Regions from separate parts of the Homo sapiens genome. Here regions 1, 2 and 4 are each linked to region 3. The links are chromatin loops, found by intact Hi-C in ENCODE. Cell type or tissue: dorsolateral prefrontal cortex. All regions are shown on one strand. Links, peaks and the distances in the headings refer to the core of each region. The heading gives the core; the rest is flanking DNA. Region 1 overlaps EIPR1 (EARP complex and GARP complex interacting protein 1). Region 2 overlaps MYT1L (myelin transcription factor 1 like). Region 3 overlaps EIPR1 (EARP complex and GARP complex interacting protein 1). Region 4 overlaps LINC01250 (long intergenic non-protein coding RNA 1250).

Region 1 (7,997 bases), core at 980-5,979, 100 kb before region 3:
CCCAGGAAGAGCCACATCTTCACCTCCCACTCCGAAAGCCTGCTCTGATGCTTAGGAAACATTTTTGGAAACTGAAAGCCACCATCCTTGCAGAGCCTTGTTATCGGGGGAACCCACCCCCGATAATTCAACGTAGGTTCTTTTCTATTTTCCCTGTGTCGGTCGGTCTGAGAAATAAAGGGAAAGAGTACAAAAGAGAGAAATTTTAAAGCTGGGTGTCTGGGGGAGACATCACATGTCAGCAGGTTCCATGATGCCCCGTGAGCCGTAAAACCAGCAAGTTTTTATTAGCAATTTTCAAAGGGGAGGGAGTGTACGAATAGGGTGTGGGTCACAGAGATCACATGCTCCAAGGGCAACAGAAGATCACAAGGCAGAAGGTCAGGGTGAGATCACAAGGTCAGGGCGAAACTACAACCACTAATGAACTTCCATGTCCCACTGTGCTTGCATTGTCATTGATAAACATCTTAACAGGGTTCAAGAGCAGAGAACCCATCTGACTAGAATTCGCCAGGCTGGAATTTCCTAATCCTAGCAAGCCTGGGGGCACTGCAGGAGGCCAGGGTGTGTTTCATCCCTCATCTGCAACTGCATATGGCAGACACCCCCAGAGTGGCCATTTTAGAGGGCCCCCCCCCCGCCCCGGGAATGCATTCTTTTCCCGGGCTGTTAATTATTAATATTCCTTACTGGGGAAAGAATTCAGCGATATTTATCTTATCCGTTTTGGTAATAAGAGAAATATGGCTCTGTTCCACCCGGCTCCCAGGCAGCCAGACTTTACGATTGTCCCTTGTTCCCTGAAAATTGCTGTTATCCTGTTCTTAAGGTGCCCAGATTTCATATTGTTCAAACACACATGCTTTACGAACAATGTGTGCAGTTAATGCAATCATCACAGGGTCCTGAGGCAACATACATCCTCAGCTTACGAAGATGACGGGATTAAGAGATTAAAGTAAAGACAGGCATAGGAAATTATAAGAGCATTGATTGGGGAAGTGATAAATGTCCATGAAATCTTCACAATTTATGTTCTTCTGTCACGGCTTCAGCAGGTCCCTCTGTTCGCAGTCCCTGACTTCCTGCAACACCTTGTGGTGGTGAGAAGAGGTCAAGAGAAGGTGGGGACACAAGAGACCCACTGGGGGGACAGGGTACCCATGACTCCATATCTGGGCAGAAGCGAGGAGGTTGTGTCTGCATCTGAGCAGCTATGGGGGGCGTGTCCACATCTGGACAGAGGTAACAGGGCTGTGTCCACATCTGGGCAGAGGTGACATGGGTGTGTCTGCATCTGGGCACGCATGGGGAGGGGTGTGTCCACATCTGGGCAGAGGTGACAGGGGTGTGTCTGCATCTGGGCACGCATGGGGGGGTGTCCACATCTGGGCAGAGGTGACGGGGTGTGTCTGCATCTGGGCAGAGGTGACATGGGTGTGTCTGCATCTGGGCAGGCATGGGGGGTGTGTCTGCATCTGGGCACACATGGGGGGGTGTCCACATCTGGGCACGCATTGGGGGGTGTGTCCACATCTAGGTAGAGGTGACGGGTGTGTCTGCATCTGGGCATGCATGGGGAGAGTATGTGTCCACATCTGGGTACAGACAAGGGGGTTAGGGCTGAGGTGGCACCTGGGGCCTCACTAAGAGCTGGGAGAAGAATAGCCATGGTGATAGTCAGAGGAGCTCTCTAGGAATCGCTTGGACAGGGGCACCAGCAGGCTGGGTGTTGCCGAGGAGTGGACCTGTCCGCTCCCTCCCAGCCCCAAGCGGATGGCTGCCGATGGGCTCCTTCTTTTGTTTATGGAGAGCCTCCTGTGTGCCCCCGGCCCAGCTCCCCTGTGCCCAGGTCCCTGCCCAGCCTGGCCCACCACTTTCATCCCCACAACCAAGTGACTTTCAGGAAGTCAAAGGATGTCTCCTTAGGAAAAGCGCGGGGCTTTTGTTTTACGATATCCCTGGTAAACTATCCGCTCTACTGTCGTATGTGCCAAGGGTGACTTACTGATCCTCTCTCCACAGTAAGCTGAAGGGCTATTTCTGCTCCGTGCAGGAAATGTTAATTGCATTCCTGCTGTGTGGGGACAGTTGGCAGGCATGCATCCCACACACGGACCAAGCAGGAAAACGCCAGGAGCACACAGAGGAGGAGGTGGGAGCAGCCGCCACGTGTGGGGCCTCGGGAAGCCTGTCCAGAACTGAAAGGTGGACACAGGGGCGGGGCAGGGAGGGGGGCAGGGGCAGACACCAGAACGCACAAGCACGTGTGAGCACGGCAGGATTAAGCTTGAGTCATGAACACCAGGCCAAGGCATCCGCGGTGAGTCTGGTAGGCTCACCAAGGCAGCCGACACAGCACCAGGCAGAACAGTGGGGGCAGGGCTGGAACCAAGCACTGAACTTGGTGAGGACAGCCAGGGTCCAGGCCAGCTGTCAGCAGGACAGAGTGACCGAACCAGAAAGGCTGGGCAGGTCTGGGCTATGGGCAGGGAGGTGGCAGGGCCTGGGCACTCCGCATGGTGACGGCAGCATGTGCAGCAGCTCGGACGCTGGACTCAAACTAGCGCTAGCAAAGGGAAATTGAACCTGAGGAGCCTGGGGTGTCTCGGGACCAAGAGGTAGGAACCACATTGGGCTTTGGGGCTGCCGAGCCCCAGGCACGTGCTCCCACCCTGAGCTGGGCCCCTCTCTCCACACCTGCTCCGTTTCTCTTTCTCTCACTCCGGCCTGGCTCCCGTATGTGCACAGGGCAGGAGGCAAAAGCGCCGGGAACACCAGGGCCTGACATCCCCCTGATCAGGCACCCAAAGATGAGCCAACCCTTAGACCTCACCCCAAATTCCTGGAGAAGGAGGTAGACTGGCACAGCCGGGCCAGGCACTCGCCAGGAACAATCAACCATGGCGGAGGGGGGATGTTAACAAAAGAGGGGAGTGCTCTGCGCATAAAATCAGAGGCGCCTCCCACCTTCCTATTTCACTCCATCAGATTTTACAGCATCTCTTCCTTCTCATTACGTTTGCGGCAAGGGTGCAGCTTTTCCAGCTGGTGCGGGAGGCGGGCTCCCAGATACACTCAGCATGGACCCAGACACAGAGCGGGGGCACAGGCACTGCAGGGAGGGAGAGCGTGGCTCCCACAGCAAGCTCCAAGGAACCATATAGTGTGCAGGGTGACACACAGGAGCCAAGGAGAGGGTCCCCCTTGCAAAGCTACCGAGGAAGAAAACAGAGCTGGAAAATTCACGACCCTAAACGCTAAGCCACAAGAAAACCTTTAGTAAAAGCCAGTTGGGGAGTAGGTCAAAATAAACATTGCCAACAGCAATGATGGAATACAGTTTCCTAAAGAGAAGAATTGGTAGCAACATTACGTCAAAAACTAGCAATGATTCGAGTGTACACATTATTTCAGAAACACAGGGTGAGCTAATTTTTGGCTTTAACTTTGGCAACTTACAGTTAGTTAGGTTCAATGTCTTTTTATTTTATTTTATTTTTTATTATTTATTTATTTTTTGAGACGGAGTCTCACTCTGCCACCCAGGCTGGAGTGCAGTGGCGCGATCTCGGCTCACTGCAAGCTCCAATTCCCGGGGTTCACGCCATTCTCCTGCCTCAGCCTCCCGAGTAGCTGGGACTACAGGCGCCCGCCACCACGCCCGGCTAATTTTTTGTATTTTTAGTAGAGACGGGGTTTCACCATGTTAGCCAGGATGGTCTCGATCTTCTGACCTTGTGATCCGTCCGCCTCGGCCTCCCAAAGTGCTGGGATTACAGGCGTGAGCCACCGCACCCGGCCTAGGTTCAATGTCTTAACTTCCACATGGACAATATGAATGAAGAAATACCTTTGTAGTATTCCCTTTAGGTAAACAGAAAAAAGTCAAGTGAAATTTTTTACAGGTACTATTTCAGCTTTCTGAAGACCTACTTATCAGGTTAATGATTATCCATTGATGACAATGAATACAGTAAAAAAGACCAACTAGCAGATATAATGAAAAGGCTGGATATTGTTTCTAACTAATCGATACTGTGTTCCAGTTAACTTTCTACTAACTATATTGGTTCATTATGAAACTCTTTAGAAGACAGAAACACAAGGTCACACCTTTAGAAGGTAATGCAAATTCGGCAGAGTGGCCTGGACAAGTTCTTGATGACTCGTGTGTGCGAAACACCACAGGGCCATTCCAGAAGGGGAAGGCCCGAAATCTTGAGCCGAGCAATGCAAGCTGAGCCCCCAACAGAGCTATTCTGCCATCCCAAGCTCTTGCACTTCAACTTCTAACTCCGTAAGTGCTCCTTGCAGAAGTTCAGTCAGCAAAATGGAGCACCGCTTGCGTCCAAAACCCACGGGATAAAACACATCCTAACCTTCAGCTTAAGGACTCGTCTAGATTTTTGAAAGAGTAAGTTAATTAATTAAGCCATCAACCAACTACCAATTAGCCTTGCAGCTGATCAACAAGTATTTATTGAGCAAGCTCCTCAGCCGTGCCGAGTGCCATGACAGCAGATGTGGTTTTTGTTCTCACACTCGGTGTCTGGCTGCCGAGGTAAATGTGTGCAATGAAAAGAAATCACTCAACAAATACAACTCGTTATCAGTTACTCAATGCCAGGCCCTGTGCGGAGCATTTATGCTCATTTCCTAGTGAAATTATCACAAGTCACATGATGTAGATGTGAATATCACCATTTGACAGATGAGAAAACTGAGGCTTGGAACAAGTAAATACTTGTACAATGTTTTAAAAGCTAACAAGTGACAGAGCCAGGGTGAATGATAATAACGTACGTTGAGAGGGATTTCAAATAAAGTAGAACTCATCCAGGTTAGAGTAACTAGGGAAAGCTTTCATGAGGCTTAGGAACTGCGATGGGCGTTACAGACTGAACAGAACCTACATCAGTGAAACACAGGAGTGAGCCATTCCTGGCAAAAACAAAAGCCTCACCAAGGCAGAGAGATAGGTAACGTAAATAAACCTGATTGAAGGGGAACCACGTGCCGGTAGTCAGCGACAAAACAGACCAGGCCAGGAGGCCGGGACAGCACAGCACTGAGTCGGACAGGAGAGCCCGCAGTCGGGGCGCCTCCTCCAGCTGGAGGGTAGATAAAAAAAGCAGAGCTGGCAGAGGTGAAGCTGTGACATGAGGAGGCTGAAAACCAGGGAAGCCGGAGGCAGAAGAGGCCCATGGTCGGCAGCGTCTGGGATGGCCCTCGGACTTGGTGGCCTATGGAGTCCCTGCCCCAGAGCGGCTGGCCTCTGACCAGCACCGCAGGGCGGGGTCCCTCAGCGGATTAGATGAGAAGAGATCTGGGCTTCATCTTGCTGGCTGGGATGAGGCAAGCTCCACACTGTGGGGCCACACGGCCAGGAGCTGAGGGCGGCCTCTGGCCAACAGCTGGAGGAATCCAGGCCCTCAGTCCAGCAGCCCAGAAGGAGCCACATCCGACCAGCAGCAAGCCCAGCCCCACTGACCCTGAGACCACAGCCTCATGCGAGGGAGGCTTCAAGCAGAGGACCTAGCTGAGGTGTGCTTGGATTCCAGGTTATCCACACAAAAGCTGAGGTCACACACGTGGGCCGTGCTGAGCACTTTGAGGTCATCTGTTCCAGCAACAGACAGACTAACACGAGGCACTGACCAGAGGTGAAAGGGAGATGCCCCCAGATAAGGGGAGACCCTGATGGATCTCAGCAGCTCAGAGGCGGGCTGTGGCCCCCCTTACTGCACAGCTGGGAAAACTAGAACCCAGGGAGAGTGGGTGAGCTGCCTGTGGCCACAGCCAGCTGGAGGCAGAAACAGGATCTGTCACCTGACTCCACTCCATTGGTCATGCTAACGCCTGTACTCCCAGGCCCTGAAAACTTCACACTCACAGGTGCAGAGAAGCCTGGAAGGTAAATTTTAATAAAAGCCTGAAAGATATTTCACCATCAATTTCTGAGGGTCTACTCAGGGCAGACGGTGCAGTGTAAGTTGTAAGGTTAATCAATCACAATTTTTGGTTTCCTGGGGACATGGAGACAGCACTCAGCAAGAACTCCACAGGGTGCAATGCATGCAGTAATCTGTTTTTCGACATTAAAGAAGAATATTCAGTGCTTCCTGGTCCAAAAGGAATGATTAAAGGCGCCCACAAAACTTTCAAGGGAGATGTTACTAATGCCAGAATGTGAACAAAAGAATACACCTCCTAACGAGCAAAATGACGTGCCTGGCATCGTCTTTAGCAGTTCATGTGGAGCATATCTAAGAAGAGTCTCAGCGGAAGATTTTGAGAGACAAAAAGCTGTATTTCCTGCCATCAAGAGCCACAGAGCTGACAAGGGTGGCTTGATTTGGAGGACAGGAAAACTACAGAGAACACAGCACTGCGCTCACAGCAGACCCTACTACATGCAGGCGCACTCCCAGCAGACCCTACTACGTGTAGGCCGTGCTCACAGCAGACCCTACTACATGTAGGACTGTGCTCCCAGCAGACCCTACTACTTGCAGGCCGCACTCACAGCAGACCCTACTACATGCACGCTGACCAATACCAAGGAAAATGGAGGACCAGCAGAGGGAAGCACGCACCACCCTCTCACCTTGGACAGAGAACAGCAGGGTGAAGAAACAGCAAGGCTGTGGTGTCTAGGGCGCAGGACGTATGAAGCACCTGGTGCAGGCGTGTCCCAGGTTGTGCACCCTGGGCTGCACGGCAAGCGGGAGGGGCTGGCTTACAAAACGGCCATGACCATCCCACCCTGAGCCCGTTCCCATCCCATCCTCAGGGACTGACACTGCTCTGAGCTGAGCAGGAGGAAACTGTTCTCGCCAATGACTAGTTTAGACATGACTTGCCATTATGTCTGACAACTGGACAGAGGCACCTCTAACAAAGGCCTTCCTTACAAACAGAGATGCAGAGAAATCTGCTTTCTCTGCACTGGAACCGTGGGAGTCTGCATGTGATGGCTGGAACTGCTGCAGCTGCCTTGCAGTCATGAAGGCAGAAAGCAGTCACATGTGGATATGGCAGAGTGGAAAGATGCAAAGCAGCTGAGGCCTTCATGCTGTGGAGACACTGAATCACTTTATTTCCAAGCTTCTTGTTATAGCAGATAATAAAGATTCCTCATTGTTTAAGTCATTCCCTGTGTCCTGCAGCCAAATACAACCTAACTGTGGCACCTCTAGTGCCCATTTGAGAATGCCGATGACACCTATGGAAACTTCCCTTCCCTATCTCTGGTTGGGAATTCCAGTCCCAGCTTTGAACGTGAATGCCCCGAGCTTGAACCCCAGCTCTGCTTCCGAGTAAGCCATCATTGGCAGGTTACTTAGTCTCTTTGAGGCTTGGCTCCAGCTCCTATAACTCACGCACGTGACAATATTAAAGGACCCACGCTGCAGGGTTATAAGGATTAAAGGAGATAATACAGGTCAAATGTCCAGACAGTGCCTAGCACGTGGCAGGCATCTTAAACATGTTTTTCTTCATCTTTACTATGACTCAAAAAACAGCACCTTGGAACACTCAGAAGAGCTCTGAGTGGTCTTTATGTGGGGCGAACACTGATGCTGCCTTCTGGAGCACTATGGTCTGATGGAGGCGATGGAAATGAAATCTGCTGGAGTCCCTGAGGCCCAGTGCCACCTTCAGGATGCAGAAGAAAAAGAAAAGGAAGAGGATCTTGGGAGGGCTGGGCTCTCCTGGTGGCACACTTGGGCTCTCCTGGCGGGACACCCAGGCTCTTGTGGTGGGATACCTGGCTGCCAGGGCTCCTGTTTCCAGATGGCAGGAGCTGGTAGCACCAGGGGACAGAGAAAGGGTGGAGGTTGTCCTGCCAGGGTCACACGGCAGGTAGGCCCTTAGCCCTGAGGGAGGCTCTGCACACCCAGCTTGAATGGGACACAGAGCCCCCAGTGGGCTGCAGGCTCCCACACACCACCAAGGGTACCATCCCCTGGGGAGACGAAGTCTGAGAT
Region 2 (7,997 bases), core at 1,399-6,398, 1.4 Mb before region 3:
GATGTCCTGAGAGGAGCCAGTGGCCCTGGAAAAGGAAGGTTTGCTTTCTAAGAGAAGCTCCAATGAGGACGTCACTGCTTTATGGCGCTAAGAGTCTCTAGATCCTTAATTTTGCCCATGGTGTCAAACTTCGCAAGGCTTGGAGCCTGACGTGAGTGATATTCCTGCCATTTCAGTGAGAAAGAGCATTTTGGAGAGAAGAGTAGCATCTCTACATACCTCCGATGAGAAGCATAATTGCCGGTGATATGTCCAGAACCATCACAGCCAGGCGTGGGGCACCTACAATAAAAAATGCAAATTGTGTTAAAATGGAAAGAAATAAAGTTCCCTGAACAATTAACTTTTTTTTAATCCAAAAAGCAAACTAACTCTATTGCTTCACTTCCTACTTGAAAGAGGCTGAGTGGAGCCGGAAGCTCCCTCATGGAGCTGGAAGTCACCATGACCACACACACACCTTCCAGAGCACCGGGAGCTTCGTGGCTGCTCCGCTCCCCACAGTCTCTGGAGCAGATGCCGCACTTTTGGTCCCTAGGCTGCTCATTCTAGAACCTGTATTCCCTCCTAACAGCCCGCCTTTCCTCCCCTCATTCTTAAAGCTCAGCAGAGCCAGCAACCACAGGGCTTGTTACTGCACCAGCCCACGTGGGAAGCAAGGCTCACACATGAACAGACATGCCCTGGGGTCTGAGAGAATGGTTTTAGTCTGAACTCAGACCCCAGCACTGCAAAGGCACCCCTTCCACAGACTGGCCAGGGCTGCGGCCAGCCTGGGTGGTCCCAGGGAGCAGTGAGGGTATCGACCCGCATCTGGACCATGGGAATGCAGGCCGACTGTCTTTCCGATGACCACTGTGCACTCAGGCAGGTTTGATAGACCTTAAAATAGTTGTTACTCTTGAGCGACATGAAGAACATAAATCAGTTCAGATCCACCAGGTCAGTCAGTGGAGAGGCTCTGAACAGTTCATGGGGACATACACTCATCTGCTGAAGCCTACCGAGGCAACCCCATCCCGTTTCTTAATTAAGGTCTTGCTATTTCTCTAATCAGAGACTTTTTTTAAGAAAAAGAGCTTTATAATTATATTGCCCTCCATATAACTTCTTAACTATGCTGTCTCAAGAATAATGAGATCAACTTCTTAACTATGCTGTCTCAAGAATAATGAGATCACACCGCAAACACATTTTCACTTTGAGCTATTTCAGTTGCATTTGCGCCCACCATGAATGTAAAAATTAAGAAAAAATTCCCTTTATTTCCATTACATTTGTAATTCTCCAAAAATGACAAGGAGAAAGCAACTTAGTGAGCAATATTACACCTAGTAGGAAGCATCAAAGCATACTCCATGCCCCTTCCCACCTCAGTGAGTACCCGAATTCTTGTCAAGATCAAGAATCACAATTTAAAAATATTTTAATACATGTCTACTGCTCCTAGAGATTTCAATTTGCTTTCCACTCAGAAAGTCACTATGGATAGGGTACTGGGGGCTGAGACCAGGACGGCAAAGTGCTTGCTTACAGGTGGGCTTTCTCAAGATCAGAGGAGAATGGCAGGGATTAGAGTGGGAACACATGACATTGGCCGAATTTTAAGTGTATGAATGTCACATTTTGATACTTGGATGTGTAAATGGTTTTCAGTACTCTCCTTTAGTCCTAAGAAAGGGAACAGAACTCTAGATCTCAGGGTATAGAAGTGGATGTTTTCCACATCATATTAGAGGAAAAGTCTAATTTATGACCTGCTCCCGGGGAGAATGAGAGGGTCACTGAGTGAAGAAGCAGTAAAGGGTTCTTCTGTGTGCTCCCATCACTGCTCTTCAGCCTAAGGGGAACTGGGGATTTTAAAAGAGGAGTTTGGGGCAGAACAGTGATGAGGTATTTCAAACAGCGTCTGCATATCATGAGCAACAACTCCAAATCCAATTGTTAGACCTGATTTTTGTTCAAGTAACAGCTGTTCACATATACTTAAAGTTTGATCGTAAGACTATTCAGTCAGTTGCTAAGTAATTATTGTCTAAAAAATAAATGACTGAACTTAACTAGCTGGTTTTTCAAATGACACCTTATGTGGGTAAACTCCAAACCCATATGCTTACATAGGAAGACATTTGAAAGCAACAAAAATCATTCTATCCAAGAGAAGCTAATCGTGGTGCATGTATCTGTATTAAAAATGTATCAAGAAACAAATTTTTCCTACCAGCCACCAATACATACTTGGTATTACTTTTTGCTTAAGAAAAGAAAAAGATTCTTAAACTTTCTAATTCAAGTACATAGTGCATGTTTATTTAAAATTTATTCATTTTAATATGGCTAAACATTTTTGAGATGTTCTTTTTTGTTGGGGCAGAAGGAAGTTGACTCTTCTGCTCAAATTTAAAGTGAGATATTATAGCCAAATAATTCAGTGAAAATCATATTTTTACTACCTATAAAAGTTTTTGTGGTAGTTTTTATGTGTTTAAATGTCATTTATGAAAGTATAATCCATTGTTTGATAAGAAAATAGGTGTTTTAACCAGCACCTGTGGCAACTTAATGTCCTGTCAAATACTTTTATTGCTTGGTTTATGTGTCCTTCTTGTTATAGGAGAATATGCCTTTTTAAAAAGCTTATTAATAGCACTTTCCCAATTTATATCTTAAAAATCCAAAGAACACTGGATTAATAAAATTTGGGAGGGTAGAATAAAATAATTGATGACTCTTGCTGCATTTCTCGGGTGGGATGGGGCTGTTGGAGAACCTGAACTACTTTGAAAACATTAGGTCTCAGTATAAATACAACTCACAACTGCTAACTTGGAGGGTGGCGGGGGAACACTGTGAGTTTTGTTTTGTTTATTGATTAGTCTTTAAAGTAGGGCTTTTTTTGAGATTACTGGGCCATCATTAAATGTGATTATGTAAAGAGATTAATGATACATATGGAGGGCTCTACCCAAGTCCGCTAAATAAGCACTACTCAGGTGCAGACTGCAAGCTCAAATGTATCTGTGTTATGAGATTAACGGAAAATAGCAAGTGTGCTGCTGAAGTCTACACCAATGGGGTTAGATGAGTGCTATGCCCTTAATTTTAAAATCAAATTAGGTTTCAGTAAAAAAAGTTTTTAAAATGTCCTTTTTCATCATGAAAACAAACAAAACTATATTGATTTAGCTCATTTTTAGAGCTTTCACTGTACTGAGGAAGAAAAAAATCATTGGAAGGAGGCTTTTCTCTCTTAAAAGGATTGTTCTCATTTCCAGGATTTCGAGTTGGGCGGGTGGGGCGTTCATCCCAGGCGTGCCACTTGCTAGCCGCGTGAATGAATGTGGGGAAGCTGTTTGGCCCGAGAAGGCTCACAGTCCTCCTGGGCCTGACGTCGTCTCCTTCTCTTGAGACGCCTCTCCACCCGCCTGCATAGGTTCCTGTGAACGCCACAGTTCAGGCTGCCCTCAACGTCCTCACTAGCGCCCAGAGCAGAGACATGCTGGAAACACTGGCTGTGTCTCCCTGAGATAACCAGCCCCCGGTTTTCGGGGGTGGTAATTCAGCTTTTCCGTCTTTAGGTGGTGCTTCTAGACCACATAAGGCAGCCCAGAATGGCTTTTCAAGGGTTCCTCCTTCCAACCGCTCTTGGTATCCATTTTTATGTTACTGTTCAAGAATTTAAGGCTCTTTAAAAACTCATAGATTTACATACAAATTTCCTAGCTTTAAGAAATCTCAACATTAAAAAAATACAATGTTCTGAAGTCGATGGATGGGGAAGTGACTGTTCATCTAACAAAAGGGATCTTCGCCTCTCAAACGGAGTCAGCTCCAGGATCCTCGACCACGGGCGTGGCGTGAAATCGATTTACAAACACGCGATTTGTATCTGCCCATCTAGGAGCATTGCCTTTTCCACGAAGGAAGCCCAGGTGGGACAATCAGCATCCCCCGTGGATAGAATCAGATGGCAGCCTGTGCTGCACAGCTTGGGTTTGGAAATGGCAGAAGAGATTGACTGGGTTTCCATGGAAACGGCCTCTCAGCTCCCTTTCAGGGAGGCTGCGGCTCTCAGCGCTGCAGCACTCAGGCTGCTGGGGAGCAGAGTGGGGTTGGAAAGAGCACCACTCACCTAGCGCCCCGCCTGCTTTCCTGACAGTTACCACGAACAATAACAGCAAGGCTATTTTAAGTTCCTGTAGATGGTTAAGGTGTAAACTTGCATTAAATAAAACGCTTGGTTATATATACATATGTATATATTTTCTTTTCTATTCCAAAGATACTATTGCTAAAAACAACTGGAGAAAGAAGATGATGAACAAATAATCTTGAAACCCACACGAGCTGCCCCACGGATATTTTCAAGACAAAAATAGTCCTGATCTTGCTTCATCTCTGGTCATGGGTTTGCCTGAGATTAAGAATTTAAGAGAAATAAAAAATAAAAAAAAAGGAAGAAGAATTGAAGAAAAAATAACTTTTGGTTGTACATATTAAGAGAAAATAACTTTTGGTTGTACATATTACTATCTGGTTGAAAAAATGTGTCTTGTATAGACATTTACGAGTGGTGATGGAAAAATCATAATAAAATATTTTAAGCAGTATTTACATTACAGCCAACGTGCAGAATTCAGGCGAATTCTAAAAAAACAAAACAAAACAAAACAAAACCACCCAAGCAACAACAAGAAAACAAAAAGTAAAAGACAGGGACGCTCAGAAGCATTTGGAACTCTGACTTTAAGGCAAGAGCCCTTGTCAGGTAGAAACATCTGTTCCTGTTGCTTTTGCAGATCTGAGGCATCTGAGGAACCCTTGGACTTGACCCCTTGTCCCCTTTGTGCTCCTGGCCTTGTCTTTACTATTCACCACCAAAGAAACAATCTCTGTGAGCCTGTGTAAGAAGCGGCATTGACCACACGTCCATGGAGGTCATAAGATGTGTCGGCTAACATAAAAGAAGAGCTCGAAATCTAGGCATTAGAATACATCATCATAAAAAAATCATATTGTTTTCCATTGGTGCACATCACGCAGCTGGGACGCTCACCAACTGGCTTTTCAGATGCCCTCTGATGTGTCCTTCCCAGGACATAAACCCATTGCTGTGCGGATTCCCTCCCATTTACAAAACCATAACCTGAAGCAGGGTGGTGTACATGAAACAGCTGTGTCTACCGACTGAGGCTGTATTGTAGCCAGTTATTCATACGAATGTCTTGAAAGTGCTCCCTCTAGGGTCTATCATCCCATCCTCTCTCTTTCAAAAGGAAATAGTATGGAAATTAAATAAATGCTTGCAGTTCTACTAAGCAAGGCATTGAAAGCACGACATGCTCTTCAGGATAGGGCTGCCTCTAGTTAAATGGATGCTCACAGTACAGCACATTTTACTGCCTAAACCCACTTTACATCAATGCTGTTAGAAAACAAGGCAGAGACTCCTGGAGACAGAGGCCAGGAAAGAGCCCACAGCACAGACATTCATTGTCCAGGGGTCAGGACAAGCTGCCACATGCTTTTGTTAGACACACGTGTTGAACACCCAGAGTCAGTGAGGACAACCTCCCACCATCACCTGCAGAGCAAGTGCACGCGGAGGCTCAGAGGCCACAGGCCTGGGAGGCAGGGCCTGGGAGTCCTCCCAGCCTGACTCAGTGTTTCACAGGAGCATGAACACGAGGCAAGACCCAGCCAGTCATCAGGGCCTGGGAGTCCTCCCAGCGTGACTCAGCATCTTACAGGAGCATGACTGCGGGCCAAGACCCAGTGGGTCCACCATCATCTATCTCCAAATCAGTCTAAAGGGAGAACTACCTGGAAGAGACGCACAATCTCTCATCTTGATTGAGTTAACTACTTATTTATTTTTTTTAAAAGTCTTCTAAATGAAGGCTAAAAGGACTCCCAGAATGTTTCAGCTCTGTCTGGATTAATGATCTCTGAGGCTGCCCTCATCTAATTGAGTCATTCCTCAAAGGCTCCCCGGATTTTGAGCTCAGCAGCTAAAATGTACAGAACAACATTGAATATTTGGAGTAATAATGCAAATGTCAGATGGAGAGACTTTGAGTTCTTCTAAGAATTTCTCAGAAAGCCCCTTTCATGTGTCTTTTTTCATTCCTTTGTTTCATGGTAGCTCTATCATGGAGACTTAAGTAGTAAAACACAAAATATGAAAAAATAGATTTTTTTCTTTATCCCCCGAATTAAAACAAAATAACAAAAATGTATAATCAGGCCTTACCTATAGGAGAAAAACATATTTGTAAATCAGAATGATTCTGGCCACGTGAATAAGCCTTTGCCCCACTTACATGGAAATTTCAATTTTAAAACTTGTTTTTCACCTAAACAGATCTGGTTCTAAAAATATGTATTGCTCCGAAGCACCAGAGACATGGTAAAAAAAATTTTTTAAAATACATATTACTATTTTTTTTTTTTTAATTTGAGACAGAGTCTCACTCTGTTGCCCAGGCTGGAGTACAGTGGTGCAATCTCGGCTCACTGCAACCTCCTCCTCCCAGGTTCAAGTGATTCTCCTGTCTCAGCCTTCCCAGCAGCTGGGATTACGGGCATGCACCACCATACCCAGCTAATCTTTTGTATTTTTGTAGAGACAGGGGTTTCGCCATGTGGGCCAGGCTGGTCTCAAACTCCTGACCTCAAGTAATCTGCCCGCCTTGGCCTCCCAAAGTGCTGGGATTATGGGCGTAAGCCACCACACACAGCCTAAATATATTTTTTAATTTTGATTCTTGTTGTCATATAAATGGGAAACAATAAAGAAATGTAGAGAAAGGCAAAATAAAGACATTTCAAATAGGAGAAAAAGGCTCGATACCCATTTTTAGTCTGCACTGCTGCAACTTTCTTTCCAAACAGAAAGAGACCAGGCTACTTAGGAGTAAGCAGTTCAGAGCTGATCCTCTGCATCCGACTGCTCCACATCCTCAGATTCAACCAATGAAAGATCAAAAATATTCAGAGAAAAATGATAAAAAACAATAAAAATAATACAAATTTTAAAAATACGCTATAACAACTCCATCAATAGCCTTTACTTTGTATTAAGAATTGTATGTAATCCAGAGAAAGTTAAAATGCATGAGAGGATGTGTGCAGCTGGTAGCAGGGACAGGAGCCCCCTTGGATTTGGTATCCTCAGGGGTCCTGGAACCAACCCCCCAGGGATGCTGGGAAACAACTATCCTGTATCACTTCTGGCCAATTTCTTAAAGAGATTTCCTAAAATTCACGGAAAGGCAATTCTTGTAAATCACTCTGCAGTTTGTAAGACATTCAGTGATTTTGTCTTCTTTTGGAATTCCATGTGAAGTATGCGTATTTTGCACTTTCTCCCACGCTAATACAGCAGTGCAAGATCCCGCATGGGGCGTTGATATTTTCCAAGCCACCTTTTGCTACCTTCTCCCGGGTGGAGTCTCTGCTGCCTCCCCCATAGGCACCTCAGCCTCCCTGCCCGGTGCCCTCTCCGAATTCCCTTTCCCAAAGCCTCTCATTAGGAAAGGGTGCGGCGGCATGCCTGCTACTTGGAAGTACCAGATACTGCAAGAGTGCTGCACACACACCCTGACAGCCTGGGGGAGGGTGCTCTTGTCACTAAGCTTCAGCCACTCTGGGTCTCCCGGGAGGCTTTGTCCCTGAGATTCTTAGAGGGTCTCCCATTCGGCTTGGTTTCCTGAAAGTCAGGTGAGGGTTTTTTACAAAATGATGTCTAGGATATTCCAGTATTAGGAAAACCTACACATTTCAAAGTGTGAAGTAGACTTGCCTATATTTGTGGCATTTAGGTGGAATGCTTGCTTTCTGATATATGTAACCTGTAAACAAAAAACACCTTTCTTTCTTTTGGTTCCCAGCACTTTTCTTTTTAAATTACACTAGAAAATAACAAAAAATACATGGGAAATAATTTTAAAAGTACCCTTATCATAATTTTTTAAAAATTTCTTTTTCATGACGCA
Region 3 (7,997 bases), core at 925-5,924:
CAGGGACCCTAAGATTCCCCAGTGAGGTATGCAGCCTGGCCTGGCAAAGCGCAAACTCCAGTGCAGACAGCTGTGGCTGGATCACTAAATCAATAGTTTGAACCATATGAAACTGCCATTCTTATAGGTCAAAAAGGGTCAAATTTCAGCAATTTCATATAATTCAACCCTGTGAAATCCCAAACAAGACTTTTAACCTCCCAGTTTTCACAATTGCAAAATGAATGTCCTATATTATGGAAAACTAGTTTTAAGATGTCAAAACTCCAAAATTCTATTTGGTCCATTAAAACGACAGTTTCCCCTGTAACACATGTACTCTCCTTTGTACCTAGACAGTGATTACATATGAATGGCTGGCTTCTGGTCTTTCCAGCACAGGTCTATCTAAATGCCTTTACACAGGCCCGCCCCCTCTCCTTCTCGTCAGTGCCTCAGCTTCAGGATGCAAGCACCCCTCCTCTGCTCTTACAGTGCCTTCATCATTGCTCCCTAAAAAGCCTGGACTGGGCTCCCAGCAGTCTCGCCTCAATGCCACCTGCATGTCCACGGCCACATCCTTGCCTCACAGCCTCTCCAATGTGTCCGTTTCTCAAGGCTGTACTTCAGGGTCAAATGGGCTTTCGCGCTAATACCCTATCAAACAGCCTTCTTGCCAATACCATTTCCATGAAAAAAAAAAAGAATCAACCAAAAACAAAAACAAGAAGGTACACACAATGCACTTATTTCTGGATGATGCTGGGAAGTCCCGATGTCCCAATCATACAAATACCTAATGGTCCAAAAGCGTTTGTAAACCAGCTGTCGCCCAGGCATGTTTTCTACAAGAGAGTATATATGTCATGGGTTATAAACAGCGAGTGAGCGAGTGAACCTGTGAACTCCGGACAGTGCCAATTCCAACAGCACAGGCTTCTGTGTGTTCTTCATTAGGAGAAATCTTGTTTTTCAGGGTACAGTTCTCAAAATAGTCAAAAATCTCAGAGGCCAGCCTGATGAATGAAAAAGATGATTCATAGGGCTAAATTATCAGGAGCCAAAAAGTATCCTACAAAAACACAGCAGAGAGATTTTCTCAGATGGCACTGAAGCTGACTTTTAGAGCATTTCTGAAAGAAAAGTTCCAAAAATGTTTTGGGAAATGACAGTTTCTTTGGACAAGCAGAGGTCAGCATCACGGGCACGCAAGTTCCTCTGTGTCTGCATGAGATTCCGCAATGAGCCTTGCTTTTCAGATGCAGCTTCCGGGATGAGTGACTCAGTTCCAAGTGAGATGCAGTAGACGGCAACAAACACACATCTTCTTTCTGACCCCTTCACAACAACAAGCATGGAGGCAGGTCCCGGGGACTCCAAGGAGAACTGGCCTTCACTCCCTGTGCCTGCCAGGGGACAGCCATCTGAACACTGAGGAGTCTCCCAGGCCAGGTCACTAAGTTAGAGAATGCTCCAAGGAGAACTGGCCTTCACTCCCTGTGCCTGCCAGGGGACAGCCATCTGAACACTGAGGAGTCTCCCAGGCCAGGTCACTAAGTCAGACAATGCTCTTTCTTCTTCCAAGTGGGCCAGGCTCATTATTGAGTAATTAGTTCTTACTCAGGTACCCACAATGGTGGCCAAACATACCTGAACTGTGTTAAAAACAAAACCAAACGAGAAAAGTGTTTCTGGTCTTATAATATTTGTTTGACACCTCAAACCTCTTATTTTCATTTCAGAGACTGATTAAATACAGTCTCAAGGTGATAAAATAACACAGTAGGATAAAAATAAAGTGACAAGTGGCAAGGGATGGTTAGTCATCTTTGATACCTGTGGATACTCAAACCCACCATTTAAAATGTCTTAGGTGTTAGATGTGGTAGGTGTTTCTATCAGGAACACGTGGGAATAAAAACAAATTTAGAACTCACATCTGGGCTTCTCACTTCTAAAACAAGGGTCAGGAGGCCAGAAGGCGGAGCAGCGCATCAGTTAGGATTTGACAGGACCACCATGAGGGCTCTGAAGGCGGAGAGACTGCCAGATGCGATAAAGCAGAAGCTCACAGGACTCTTTTACAGGGCTCCTGAGGCCACGCCAGCAGTGGGAAAATCTCCAGAGTGGAACTGAATTCAAGAAACCTGTGTATAGAATACTCCCTCAGCGACTTGGGGTTCCAGATCCAGCCACCTGAAAACTTTCCGGCATACAGCAAAAAGAAAACCCCTGATTTCCTAAACTCAATCAGCTTTGAGTTTAACGAGGGTGCCTCTGGGCCAATGTCTAATGAATCACAGGATCAGAGTCACCGCCTGATATTCTGTGGTTCTGGTGAAGCCTGGGCAGCACAGCAAGACCCTGTCTCTACAAAAAATTTAAATGTTAACAATTAATTAAAATTTAAATTTAAATAAAACGTGTGGTGAGTGGCAAACTGCGGTTTCAAGCAATTAGAAGACAATCCCTCTTCTGAAATCCAGGTCCTTGGCTTTCTCATGCTGTCTCATCCTCCCAGCACCACACTCTCCTTTCTTTGCCTCCCAGTTCTTTTCTGTTGGCTGCTTCTCCTTCTGCTGCTGGGCTTTAGCAAGCTGATCCTGAGTGCAGTTGGTGGATGGCGACAGGCCGGATGAAGACAGCGATGGCAGTGACGTGACGTCGCGGAACCAGAGGTTGTGCCCCATTGCAGTGGCCATTGCCAGAAGCCCAGGCCCGCTGCGGATCCACAGCCCTCCCTGCATCCTGGAACCCCCGCCACCTTGTCACTGTCACTCTGGGTGAACTGCTTGCTTTGTGTCTGTCTTCCCATCAGACGACAGGCTCCCAAAGGCCAGGCCAGCCGTGTCTGCATGGCTGAGCTCGGGGCGCTCCAGCAGGGCGTCTGGCATGCAGCAGAGAGGGATCAATACTGAGAACAGAACAGAGGAAAAGGGCAGAAGCTCCAGGGCCAAGGTCAGCAGGAGGGAGGGCCTGGGCAGCCACAGCAGGGACACGAAATCTGACTCCGTTTTTTTCATCTGTAAAACTGAAATTGTGACTCAAGAGTTGTGGAGATTAAATATGAAGACCGCTGAAAAGTGACAGTGGCGCTGGCTCACAGCTGCACTCAGTTGTGGTGACAGCCAGTGCCCTTGTGTCCACCTATGTAACCATCCCCAGCCTGGGGACTTACACAGCCCAACGTCACGTGTATTTGCTGCACTTTTAGTTGCAATTCACAAAAGCTGGCTCCGGCTGATTAAGCAGAAAAGGAGATCAACGTGAGGGGCTGGGTGGAAGGGGAGGGGTGCCAGGCAGCTCACTCTCACCAGCCATGCCGAGGGCCAGGCTAAGGGGAGCCTCTGGGGGCCAAGCTCGGAGCCTCACCAGGGCCATGGCCCAGCAGGGGAGTCTCTGCGGCCCCCATCCAGCACAAAGGAAGCCACCCCACAGCTCTGCTGCTGCCTTAGGCTGCTGCGTGCCAGGGACCGACCACCACCTGGAAGTCACCGGCACTGCTGCCACCTCGACCGCCACTCACAGCAGCAGTGGCAGCCCCCACTGTCCCCTCACGCTGCCACGTCTGAATCAGTCTCACCCAAATGCTCAGGCCAGCAGAGTCGGGTCACAGCGAAACTGGAAAATAGATTTCTTATTTTCATATTGGGAAATGCGACTAATAACCTAGGAAATTTCCCCAAGCACAGGAAGACTACTCCAAAGATAAGGAGCAGCCACAAACCCGCCAGACGCCGGCAACCTGACTTCTGAGTGTTTCCCGGCACCGTGAACACAATAGACGACACGTGATACGGTGCGGCCTCTGCGCCCGGGAAGCTTCGCCCTCTGCTGGCAGACGGCGGGATCCATCGGGTGCTGGGAGGACCGGGAATCACAGCAGGCTGACCAGCCATAACAGACAGAGTATAACCCCAAAGAGTCAATCGCTGTCAAAGGAAGACTGTTAAAAATCTTATACAGTCATATAATTTGGGTTGAATAATGAAGATTCTCATAAAACCCTATCACTCAAATCTCCGATTTACAGTACTTGTTGCATGGTTTGAAAAGATTTCCTGTTACAAAATCCCCACTGTGTGATTTGCTGACTCTGATGTAGGAAGACAGACACGGTCACCAAGTTCACACAGAAAGGATCCATCTGAAGGGCTGGAAACGCCCAGGCACGCGGACAGGCAGCGGTGAAGCCACAGAGATGATCTTCCCAAGACCCCACGGAGCGCCACGCAAGGCTGCAGAGATCCAGGGAACAGCGTGCTGTGCGCGGGGAGGTGGTCTGGCGAGATCGGAGTTGAGATGGCCAGGGCTGAGGAACAAAGTGTCCAGGGTTCCCAGCGTTTCTCAGAATCACCCAGGCAACCTCATCAGAAGACATGGTTCTGCTCCACATCCAGCAACCAAGACTATGTGATCCTGACACCTGCAGTTCAGCCCTCCACTCCCGTCCTGTTCAACCCTCCACTCCCGTCCAATTCAGCCCTTCAGTCCCGTCCAATTCAGCCCTCCACTCCCGTCCAGTTCAGCCCTCCAGTCCCATCAGTTCAGCCCTCCACTCCCGTCCAGTTCAACCCTCCAATCCCATCCAGTTCAACCTTCCACTCCCGTCCTGTTCAGCCCTCCAATCCCGTCCAGTTCAACCTTCCACTCCCGTCCAATTCAGCCCTCCACTCCCGTCCAGTTCAGCCCTCCAGTCCCGTCCAGTTCAGCCCTCCACTCCCGTCCTGTTCAACCCTCCACTCCCGTCCAATTCAGCCCTTCAGTCCCGTCCAATTCAGCCCTCCACTCCTGTCCAGTTCAGCCCTCCAGTCCCGTCCAGTTCAGCCATCCAGTCCCGTCCAATTCAGCCCTCCACTCCCGTCCAGTTCAGCCCTCCAGTCCCGTCCAGTTCAGCCCTCCACTGCCATCCAGTTCAGCCCTCCATTCCCGTCCAGTTCAACCCTCCAATCCCGTCCAGTTCAACCCTCCAGTCCCGTCCAGTTCAGCCCTCCAATCCCGTCCAGTTCAACTCTCCACTCCCGTCCAGTTCAACCCTCCACTCCCGTCCAGTTCAACCCTCCACTCCTGTCCAGTTCAACCCTCCACTCCCGTCCAGTTCAACCCTCCACTCCCGTCCAGTTCAACCCTCCACTCCCAACCAGTTCAGCCCTCCACTCCCGTCCAGTTCAGCCCTCCAGTCCCATCAGTTCAGCCCTCCACTCCCGTCCAGTTCAACCCTCCAATCCCATCCAGTTCAACCTTCCACTCCCGTCCTGTTCAGCCCTCCAATCCCGTCCAGTTCAACCTTCCACTCCCGTACAGTTCAGCCCTCCACTCCCGTCCAGTTCAGCCCTCCAGTCCCGTCCAGTTCAACCCTCCACTCCCGTCCAGTTCAGCCCTCCACTTCCATCCCGTTCAGCCCTCCAGTCCCATCAGTTCAGCCCTCCACTCCCGTCCAGTTCAACCCTCCAATCCCATCTAGTTCAACCTTCCACTCCCGTCCTGTTCAGCCCTCCAATCCCGTCCAGTTCAACCCTCCACTCCCGTCAGTTCAGCCCTCCACTCCTGTCCAGTTCAACCCTCCACTCCCATCCAGTTCAACCCTCCACTGCCGTCCAGTTCAGCCCTCCACTCCTGTCCTGTGCCCCCATTGAGTAACGGACTGGGGCCACCTTCACAGACCTGACAACCCTGGGGAGGAGCAGGTGCAGGAGACGGGGAAAGACAGACAAAGGGGGACCTGCCCGCCCTCCAGAAAGGCCCTCACCATTGACGACACCGCCACAATCTCTCCCACAGCCAGGCTGAAAGTGATCTGACAGTTTCAACTCACCCCTTTCATTTATGTCTATATCCAGACAGTCTTCTAAGTGTCTGTCATATCCATTTCTGATAAATTCTCACCTCCTCCCAGGCGGTTCATAGGCTCTGTTCTCCTTTCTTTCCTATTTATTCTGTATTTTCCTACAAGATGACTCCTTGTTACATATTACCATCATCACGCCAATTCTATGACCTGAAAATTTCAAATCGCTGCTTCCCCCCTTTCTACTGAGTTCCGAGGCAGTCACTTGGGTCTGAGCCCACTACAATGTAAAGCCACGCCTTTTACAAACAATACTGTGCTGAACTTATTGACAGACACAAAAACGAAACTGGGGTGAGCTGCATGGGCACCCAGCGCAGACGCATTCAGCCTGAGGGACAGAGGCCCGAAGTCATCATTTCGTCATGCTAGCGGTGGCCTGGGTCCCGCCCCGCCCCTTCCCTTGGCTCCTCTGAACAGCGCTGTACACACCTTTCCCACATTCTGGGTTTCTATGGATATTTGGTTGGATTTGTTCTCTTTTCCCCCCTTCTGTTTCCCAGGTTAGTGTTTTATGCAGAATTCATTATCTAAGATTCTTTAACTTATTCCCTGGTCACTCGTTTTTGGTGATATCATATATTACTTTTTGTCATAAGAAGTTTGGTTTTCTTTATGAAATTACGGTTGGGCCATAAACAACACACAGTTTAGGGGCACCAAACCCCAACACAACTGAAAAATCTGTGTGTAACTTTTGGCTCCCCAAAAACTTAACTACTAATAGCCCACTGTTGCCCAGAAGCTGTACTAACATAAATAGTAGATTAACATATTTTGTATGACAAATGTATTACAGACTATATTGTTATAATTAAGTAGCTAGAGAAAAGAAAACATTTTTAGGAAGATCATAAGGAAGAGAAAATATATTGACTATTCATTAAGTGGAAGTGGGATCATCATAAAGCTCTTCATCCTGTCGTCTTCACACTGAGCAGACTGAGGAGGAGGAAGAGGAGGTGTTGGTCTTGCTGCCTCAGGGGCAGCAGAGGCAGAAGAAAATCCATGCGTAAGTGGACCCCCCCAGTCCAAACCCATGTTGTTCAAAGTCAACTGTACTGTATAGTTATAGAGTCAAAAAAGAGAACTCCTTTTCCTATATTTGCTATTTAGGATGTACATAAATATACGGTTTCAAACTCCAATCTTTTTATTTTTTTTTTAATTTATTTATTTTTTTGGAGGGAGTCTTGCTCTATTGCCCAGGCTGGAGTGGCGTGATCCGGGCTCACTGCAACCTCCCCCTCCTGGGTTCAAGTGATTCTCCTGTCTCAGCCTCCTGAGTAGATGGGATTACAGGCGCCTGCCACCACACCCTGCTAATTTTTGTATTTTAGTAGAGATGGGGTTCTACCATGTTGGACAGGCTGGTCTCAAACTCCTGACCTCAAATGATCCGCCTACCTCAGCCTCCCAAAGTGCTGGGATTACAGGTGTGAGCCACTGTGCCCAGCCCAAATTCCAATATGTGTCAAAAACTCCAGACAGCCCCTCCCAGCCCTCACCCAGCAGCTCCTGCCAGTGTCTCCCCGGACCCAGCGGCTCCTGCCCTAATGTCTCCCGGCCCCAAGCCAGAGGTAGAGGGCATTGGGGTGGGTGCCTCCCTTCCTCAGTGGCACAGTGTTCATGCAGGAGCCCTACCATGCTGGGGCCCCAGAAAGCAGGCCTATGGAGACTGTCTCTGTGCAATAGAACCAGCAGCCCCACTTCTGCAGGAGCAGCACCAGGCAGCCAGGAAACAAGAGCCCCGCCCTGCCCACTACCTGCGCACAGCCTCAGGAGCAGCCCGGGCACGGAAAGACGGCATCCCCACTCTCGCTCATGTGCCAGCTAAAACGCACTTCTCCTGGAGGGAGAGAGTAGACTGCCCGTTACCAGAGGCTGGGAAAAGAAGTGAGGCAGGGATGAAGAGAAGCTGGTGAATGGTATAAACATAGTTATATGGAAGGAATAAGTTCTAGTATTTGATAGTATAGTAGGAAAATTAGAGTTAACAAAACTTTACTGTATATTTCAGAATAGCAGAAGAGAATTGTAATGTTCCCAACACAAAGGAAAGATATGTTAGCCATTTGGTTATCCCAAATGATCCTATTTGATCATGACCCATTGTATACATGTATCAAAATATCACATGTACCTCCAAAATATGTACCTCTATGCTATA
Region 4 (7,997 bases), core at 1,874-6,873, 300 kb before region 3:
TGAACCAGTTAAACCTCTTCTCTTTATAAATTACCCAGTTTCAGGTATTTCTTTATAGCAGTGCGAGAACAGACTAATACAGCCAGCCATGCCAGCACCATAGTCGGGCCGAGTGTGTGGCTGCTGTGCAATTGTTTACTCCATTCCGATTTACAAAATGCTCTCCTATATGTTTATGTTATTTAATTTTCATAATAGTCCTGCAAGGTTGGTAGTATTTTCTTATTTACAGATAAGGCACAGAGTTCGGAATGCAGGAATGGCACATCCGGGGCTATATCACAGAGCTGGGGTTTTATCTCGAGTCTGCAGCTTTAATCCTGCCTTCCTGGGATTGAAACACTGCAATTCATTCAGTGGGAGCCACAGTTCTGGAGAGGAAACATTTTGCTATTCCAAGAAACAGGTGCCAAGAAAATTTCATAAATTTAATTGTCTAGCCCGGTCATATTTCATGTCACTGGACCTTAATCCATCCATTCTCCAGACCTTGGTTCCACCACGACTGACCCTCCAGAGCCTCTGTGTGACCCCATATAAGTCACAGCCGAGGAAAGCCAAGGCTTTCCCACTGCCACCTCTAAGTGAGCTCTCACCATAGTTACCAACCAGTCCTTTCCCTTATTTTCAAATGAATCTCACTTCCTTTCATAAGATTTGATCCTAGATTCAACTTTCTCGGGCGCCACTTGCCTTTCTAATATTCAGAATTAACATAATTAAATATATAACCTATTCCCCAAACTGCCTCCTATTTTATCCAACATCACCCCATGGGTGGCTCGACTCCGATACTAAGTAACAGTGGATCCTTCCCAGGCTGTGGCTATTTTATGCCCTGAAAATTCTGTCTCAGCCTCACAGTGCTCAGAAGATATTGTTCACAATTTGGTAAAATAATAATAATAATAATAAAGCAAACAACCTGGAGATAATAATAATAATAATAAAGCAAACAAACTGGAGATAATAATAATAATAAAGCAAACAACCTGGAGATGGTGATGAGCAGGGACTCGGAGTCCTTTGTGGGGATGCACAGCCTGATGAAAGCCACAGCAAGCAATTAATGGCAGCCAAGGTCTTTGGAAATTTTTTATAGCTCTAGTACCCTTGAGTGACTGCATTGGAAAATTGGTCATTCTGTGGGGATTAATGAACAATTTTCTATCAGAGTGCAAGGTGCATTCTTGAAGAAAAGAATGACAAAAAGAATTCAATTCCCAGTGGATTCCATTTCACAATCCATTTCATTCTGCATATTGAGAAGGAAATTTGGGAATATCATCATCTGCCAAGAAGAACACTCTCATTTATTTTCTCCCCAAATAAGAAAAACCAACCAATGACCCACGAACAGCTGGGTGTCCAGGCTCCAAGTGACCAATCACAGCAGCCCCAGCGACACAATGTAAAACATCCCGTGCAGGGCTGCGGGCCACTGGCCTCATTCAGGTTTGTTAGACAAATAAGCGCCCGCAATAAGGCAATTAGGCTTCGTTTAAGTCAGTCACAACTGATTAATTCGGATTGTCGCTGAGCAGGTATTCCCTTAAAAAGCATGAAGATTCAGAAAGAAGTGTCAGTTTTGAGAAATCTAATTATGGGCATGAATGGTATGTCACACTAGAAAACCAAAATGAAGTTTTCATGATATAAAATTGTTCACTGCAAAGAAAATCTGTAATTGTATTTACAATTAAAATACTATTACCTAAAACAATTATCTTAAAAGTATTCTCCACTCCTTCCAATGCTCATTTATTTCCCAGAGATAAAATATAATACAGTAAAATTAATATTTTAATTAATAGTTTAGCATTTTATAATAATATTTTATTAAATAGAAACTTGTTTTGAATCTCAAATGGATGAAATGTAGGCCTTCAGTACGCAATGGAAGAAAATTCAAAATTTTTGCTAAGAATTAATTTTCTTCTTGAATGGTAATTTTTTTCTTTTATACAGGCATTTATTCTAAGACATGACTATAAAATAGGAAAAAAAACAAGCATTAAGAGTGGAATTCGGCAGAGCACAGTGGCTCACACCTGTAATCCCAGCACTTTGGGAGGCCAAGGCAGGTGGATCATGAGGTCAGGAGATTGAGACCATCCTGGCTAACACGGTGAAACCCTGTCTCTACTAAAAAAATACAAAAAAATTAGCTGGGTGTGGTGGCAGGGGCCTGTAGTCCCAGCTACTCAGGAGGCTGAGGCAGGAGAATGGTGTGAACCCGGGAGGCAGAGCTTGCAGTGAGCCCAGATCGCGCCACTGCATTCCAGCCTGGGTGACAGAGCGAGACCCTGCCTCGAAAAAAAAAAAAAAGAATGGAATTCAACCCAAGAAAAATGGACACAATCTATGAATAGACAATTCAGGACAGAGGAAATGCAACTGATAGATATGTTCCCATGAAAAGACACCCGACTGCTCGAGGAATCCGAAAAGAAAGAGGCATGCTTATCATCAGATGAACCCATGTCTTTAAAATCTTTACTCATTCCAGGACTGACACGGGTGCAGGCAAATGAACACAACCAGATGTGCTGATCAGAGGACGGCCTTGGAGACTGACCTGGCAACACCCATTCATCTCAACATTGCACACAGCGTTTGACCTGCCCATTCACCTAGTGACATTTTTTCTTTTTTTTTCCTTTTTCTTTTTTTTTAACAGAGTCTCGCTCTTTCATCCAGGCTGGAATACAGAAGTGGTGCGATCTCAGCTCACTGCAACCTCCACTGCCTGGGTTCAAGCGATTCTCCTGCCTCAGCCTCCTGAGTAGCTGGGATTACAGGCACCTGCCACCACACCTGGCTAGTGAGATCTTTTTCAAAGCCCCAACATGTGTATGCAGACAGACACGTACACATCTATGTATAGATATGTGTGGATGTCTGTGTATGCACAGTGTGTGTGTATATATATCTATATGGAGAGATCAAATGTGAAATTGTTCATGAGAAAAAAATAAAAATAAAATGCTAAAAACAATCTGAATGCTGAATAAATTATATGACATCTATATATATTAAGTTGTATATTTCAGGCTGTAAAAATTCAAACAGCACAAAAGAGCTTAAGAATAGAAATGTTTTAAGAGCACCAAAGATCTCCCAGAAGTACGCCAGCATCTCTGCCCTCAAACTTCAGTGGTCAAAGGTGACACTGCCAGTTCCTAAACCAGCCACCGTCGGAGAGGGAGTACCCGTATAAAAAAAGCCATCTCTCAATCCACAGTTTGGAGGATCAAGCTGTTATGTTTATGAGCCATGGCTTTGTCTGCACATAACATTGCTATTAGCACAAACGTATTGCCATGTCCTTAAACGGGAATTTGATACCATTTTTTTGTCAGGAGAGTTTTTTCCTTCAAAGAACACAAGGTTCTTTATGAAAGCCCAACCTGATTTGGGGACTGACGTCATGAGAGCCATCCCTAGTTTGAAAGAAGAGAGCGACAGCAATGCTAGGGGATGGTGCAACTTTCAGTCAAACTGAGTTTTTGTTACTATTGATGTTTTTGAAACAAACAAACAAATCTCTGTGAAGTAACTGAAGAATAAATGGTCTAAATCAGAGAAGAACCAAAGACGCTGTACATTCACCTACCTGCTGATGTAAATGTGTAAATTTCCTCTGGAGTTTGGACTCAACAGAGTCTGGAGTATTAGAACAGCCCCTCTGCTCCAGCCGAGAACTTTGGGAGATGCAGGAGGAAGAAAAAGCAGTGGGGCAAAAACCCACTTAGAAAAACAAAAGGCTAAGTATATTTGGAGAATAAACTGTCAGAAATTTGTGACCAACATTTTGCCTGAATATGGTCTCAGATTTTTTAATTCAGATTTTTCTACATATTAATAACATAATTAATAACTCAAGTCATCATTTTAGACTAAGAAAACAGTTTTTCCTGCCTCGAAACCTTCTAAGTGAACATGACTTCCCACAGAACCAGAAGGACGCTGTGAGCTTCCTCCACTCTTCTCCCTGCCAGTAGGTGGTGAGGTTTTCTTAGCTACTGACCACGTTCTGCCCCATCTCCCTGCCCAGACATACTGGGTTCGCTCTCAGTTCCGCATGCTTTTGCATCAAATTAAATTAACCGGTTGGATGCTGACAGGCCACAAATCAATAGTAGACGGAAATCCTTTAAGATTCATGGGCGAGTTCTCTCTCGGGAGGGCAGTCTTGAGGATGCACAAGCTTGCCTGCCAGGATACATGGAGATGGGTTTGTTCTGGTTTTCGATTCCCCCCTGCTCACTGCGTGACCTCTTCAGATGTTAGCCATGCTCACTAATTCAGGCTCAAAAGACAATGGAGGGAGGGCGTGTGAACAATGTGATTTACCAACAGGGATGATGGAGAAAGGAAGAGACTGTGATCAATGCGAGCTTTACTCTGATCCAGTATCCAAACATGAACACACAAACTAGAGTGACAACTGTACGGGCAAACTCTCTCAGGTCACCCGGCAGTTCTCCCTACACCCTCCAAAATTTCACAACAGGATAGAGGAGCCCAAATATGAATTAAAATGTCCTTGCCTCAGACAAGTAGGCAAATAAAAGCCACTGTCCACCATATCCTGTGAAGGTTCACAGGCATTTATTGTGTGCCTGTGGGAACAGATACTATTTAACCAACCACATTAACGAATTCCTGCCTATGGGAGCCACACAAAGTGAGGAATGCCTGTATTCTGTCTTTCTTGTTTACTTCCATCTAATTTATAGTTCGATCTTGTGTATGTTCGTGTGTTTCTAATACCACTTAGCCTGCATTTTCTCTTTTTATTTAAATCAACATTTTTATTTTTATTTTTGGAAAAACTAATTTTTAAGCCATCTCTAGTGATGTGTTATTTTCTATTGTATTCCTCTTGCTTTTATATTTGTTATGTTCTCCTTTGTGCTTTATTTGAAATTAATTCGATTGTTTATTTTCTTTAATTGAAGTCTATTAATAATTTTTTGAATATTTGTACTTAAAACTAAGAACTTTCCTTTGCTATTTAGATGCCTAGTGCATTTGTTATTGTTCAATACAAAGAATTTCACTTTTTATTCAATTGTATTTTTAAAAATAAATTATTTTGAATTATTTTCACAATAAAAATTCTATTTGTTTATAATAGATATAAATTTAAATTAATATAATATAAATACTAGATATATGTCAATATATATCGATATCTACAATAGATATAAACCATGTTCCATGGAAAAACAATGACTAAATAAAAGCATAGTGAAGAATATTTTTAAAAATACTTGAATGTCACCACTTTTAAATGACCATCTTCTATGTTGCTAATTATCCATCACATACCACCTTCCCATGTTCTTATGCACATGCACTCATGTACACGTGTGCACACACAAGCAAATGGAATCATATCATGACCATTATGATTTTTAATAATTATAAGCTTGATTTTCAAATGTGTGATTTGGGGGACAAAATGGTATTTCACCTTTTATCTCTAATTGTATTGTGCCATTGTCAGCAATGATGATCTTTATTATATAAATTTCTTGAATTTATTGAGAATTCCTTTGTGGCCCACTTATGAATAGTTTTTTAAATCTTCTATTTATTAATGAATATATGCATTATTTGTTATTTGCACATGTGTGTATACAATCAAGATTAGTTGTATTATTTAATAATCTACAGCTCTACTTTTTGTCACCCTCTTCTATCAGTGAGCCTTAGTAATCACTCCCACTCTGATTACTGATTTTTCAACTTCTACTTGTAATTGTGTTGAATTATGTCATACAGTTTGCAAGATTGCAAAGTTAGGTTCACACAAGGTTGTAATTGCAGTGTGTTACTGACAGATTATTGCTCTTATCATCTATTATATGCATAACTTTTCCTAAAAATATACTTTATTCCATAACATAGCTACATTAATTTTGTTTCAGATGATATTTTTCTGTATGCATTTTCCTAAGATTTTATCCTCAACCTTTAAGTGTAACTGTGCTTTAAGCATGCCTTACAAATTGCATATGGCAGGATTTTTTCAATATCAAGTCTCTTGTCTCTTAAGAAGTGAATTTTATCTGTTTTCACTTACCATGATTACTGATAAATTTCTACCACCTTATTCTGTGTTCTCCATGTATTATCTTTAATTTTTCTACTGTACTTCTTTTTTCTGCCTTCTATTAGGTAAGTCATCGTCTTTTCAATCCCTATTTTTCCTCCACTTCCCTAAAAGTATTATATTCCTTTCTATTATTTTAGTGATTACTTTTATTTTTTCCAACTTCCATATTTTTTGTATTTGCTAACAAAATATAAAGTTAGTCGATTTTCATACACTGTCGCCAAACAAAAACTTACGAATCCATAATTTTCCTACAAAACCCCTCTCCCAAATTTCACATTACTGTTGTCTAATGTGTATTTTCAATCCGTCTTGCTTTAAAATTATGAAAAAATACCTATAACACTTTCACAGCAATATGATTTTACTCATGTTTATCCAATAGGAAGAAGGGGAGGCAACATGAATGTCAGTAAAGGATTGATACAGGGCAAGCTTGAGGACCGCACCCAAGAGCATGGACTCAAGTTGCCTGAATCTACGCTCAGATTAGCCACAGTTCCGAGTGGACTTTTAAAGGAAAAGGGGAACAGAGAGTGGGCTGATGCAAAGTTGTTGGTCAGGAATCTTACTGGCTTACAGGAACAGTACTAAGTAGTGATTGGCTACACATTGTTAGTCGACAGGATATGGGTTATAACGTCCAGCACAGCATTATTAGGTTAATTCATAGCAACCTGTAGCAAAAGCAGGCCGCTTTGAGAGACGGGTGCACAGCTCAAGGGAAGGAGAAGTGGGGACTGGTTGCTGTCTCCTTTTAATGTCTCTCTGGGGCTGGTAATGAAAAAGACTTGCATTCCTCACATAAAACTTTTCTTTTCTCACCTATTTAATTGTCATTTCTTCTTTCTGCCACTTCTTCCCCTCTAGGTGTGCTTTTCTTCTTACTGGAGCTATCCTTTAGTTGTTCTTTTTTATGAGCAAGCACATTTAGTGTGTCTGAAAATGCTTTTCATATTGCCCTCAACTTTGAATGAAAGTCAGCGTGGTACAGCATTGCAAGCCTGTTCTTAACCCACTGAAGACACTCCATTGTCTTCCACCTTCAGCTGTCCTGTGGTTGGTAATGGGAAAGTCGCTTTAATTGTTGTTCTTTCTTCGTAGGTTATCTGGGATTCGCTCTCTCTCTCTCTCTGTCTCTCAGCTTTCATGATTCTGTTTGTCCTTAATATTGTTACTGTAGCATTCTTTTTTTTTTTTTTTTTTTTAGACGGAGTCTCGCTCTGTCACCCAGGCTGGAGTGCAGTGGCGCAATCTCAGCTCACTGCAAGTTCTGCCTCCCAGGTTCATGCCATTCTCCTGCCTCAGCCTCCCAAGTAGCTGGGACTATAGGCGCCCGCCACCACGCCCGGCTAATTTTTTTGTATTTTTAGTAGAGACGGGGTTTCACCATGTTAGCCAGGATGCTCTCGATCTTCTGACCTCGTGATCCGCCCACCTCGGCCTCCTAAAGTGCTGGGATTACAGGCATGAGCCACCGCGCCTGGCCTACTGTAGCATTCTTAGCTACATTTGTCTTTATTCATTTATTCATTCTGCTTAGGATTCAAAATGCTTTCTCAGTGTGAGGATGTGTGAAACTTATCCACTGTTGCCTCTTTAATTTTTCTGTGGTTCTGCCCCAATATTCGTATTAGTCCTAGAACAAACTGCCAACTCACCCGCACAGTTGGCTTCCCTCCAAATTAAGGATGTGGTGAAATTCTGATTATTTTATTTAGTCCTCTTTCCTTGCTCTACTTCAGGGTGGGAGGGGGCAGGCACAGTGGGAGCCATCAAGAGCTGTGCCAGACTCTGCTCCTTTACTGAGCCTCCCAGCTTCAAATGTATGAGGAAGGCTGAATGTCTGGTAGCTGCCAGTGAATGTGTT

The links. A loop is a pair of places that touch in the nucleus more often than their neighbours do. Peaks named below come from ENCODE experiments on the same cell type or tissue, not always from the same donor. Only the 100,000 strongest peaks of a DNase experiment are listed, where the experiment ranks them.
Region 1: a loop joins it to region 3, with 3 times the contacts of the local background. A loop is called at or near these places in 19 of 110 quality-filtered maps.
Region 2: a loop joins it to region 3, with 8 times the contacts of the local background. A loop is called at or near these places in 16 of 110 quality-filtered maps.
Region 4: it touches region 3 in a loop (9-fold over the local background); 45 of 110 quality-filtered maps call a loop at or near these places.

Annotation. Positions count from the first base shown.
Region 1 is chr2:3,198,430-3,206,426 of GRCh38, forward strand. The region is part of intron 5 of EIPR1 (EARP complex and GARP complex interacting protein 1); the gene reads right to left. Among named protein-coding and RNA genes, the nearest start is that of LINC01250, 76 kb to the left of the region's middle. RefSeq lists enhancers at 1-3, 167-705, 1,990-2,546. In dorsolateral prefrontal cortex, for the core only: no CTCF peak of the experiment used is centred there; no DNase peak of the experiment used is centred there; H3K27ac peaks cover 617 bases.
Region 2 is chr2:1,851,422-1,859,418 of GRCh38, forward strand. It overlaps MYT1L (myelin transcription factor 1 like), which reads right to left. Exons shown (of 25, transcript NM_001303052.2): 19 at 220-282. It overlaps LOC107985838 (a long non-coding RNA gene), which reads left to right. Exons shown (of 4, transcript XR_007086191.1): 4 at 177-243. Among named protein-coding and RNA genes, the nearest start is that of PXDN, 110 kb to the left of the region's middle. In dorsolateral prefrontal cortex, for the core only: CTCF peaks have their summits at 3,580, 3,782 and 5,236; DNase peaks (open chromatin) are centred at 3,550 and 3,950; H3K4me3 peaks cover 1,227 bases; H3K27ac peaks cover 2,798 bases.
Region 3 is chr2:3,299,977-3,307,973 of GRCh38, forward strand. The region is part of intron 3 of EIPR1 (EARP complex and GARP complex interacting protein 1); the gene reads right to left. Among named protein-coding and RNA genes, the nearest start is that of EIPR1, 74 kb to the right of the region's middle. RefSeq lists a silencer at 6,684-6,854. In dorsolateral prefrontal cortex, for the core only: CTCF peaks have their summits at 3,820 (motif pointing left) and 4,020; DNase peaks (open chromatin) are centred at 3,481 and 3,785; H3K4me3 peaks cover 729 bases; H3K27ac peaks cover 512 bases.
Region 4 is chr2:2,997,764-3,005,760 of GRCh38, forward strand. All of the region lies in intron 3 of LINC01250 (long intergenic non-protein coding RNA 1250), which reads right to left. Among named protein-coding and RNA genes, the nearest start is that of LINC01250, 120 kb to the right of the region's middle. In dorsolateral prefrontal cortex, for the core only: CTCF peaks have their summits at 4,001 (motif pointing right) and 4,200; no DNase peak of the experiment used is centred there.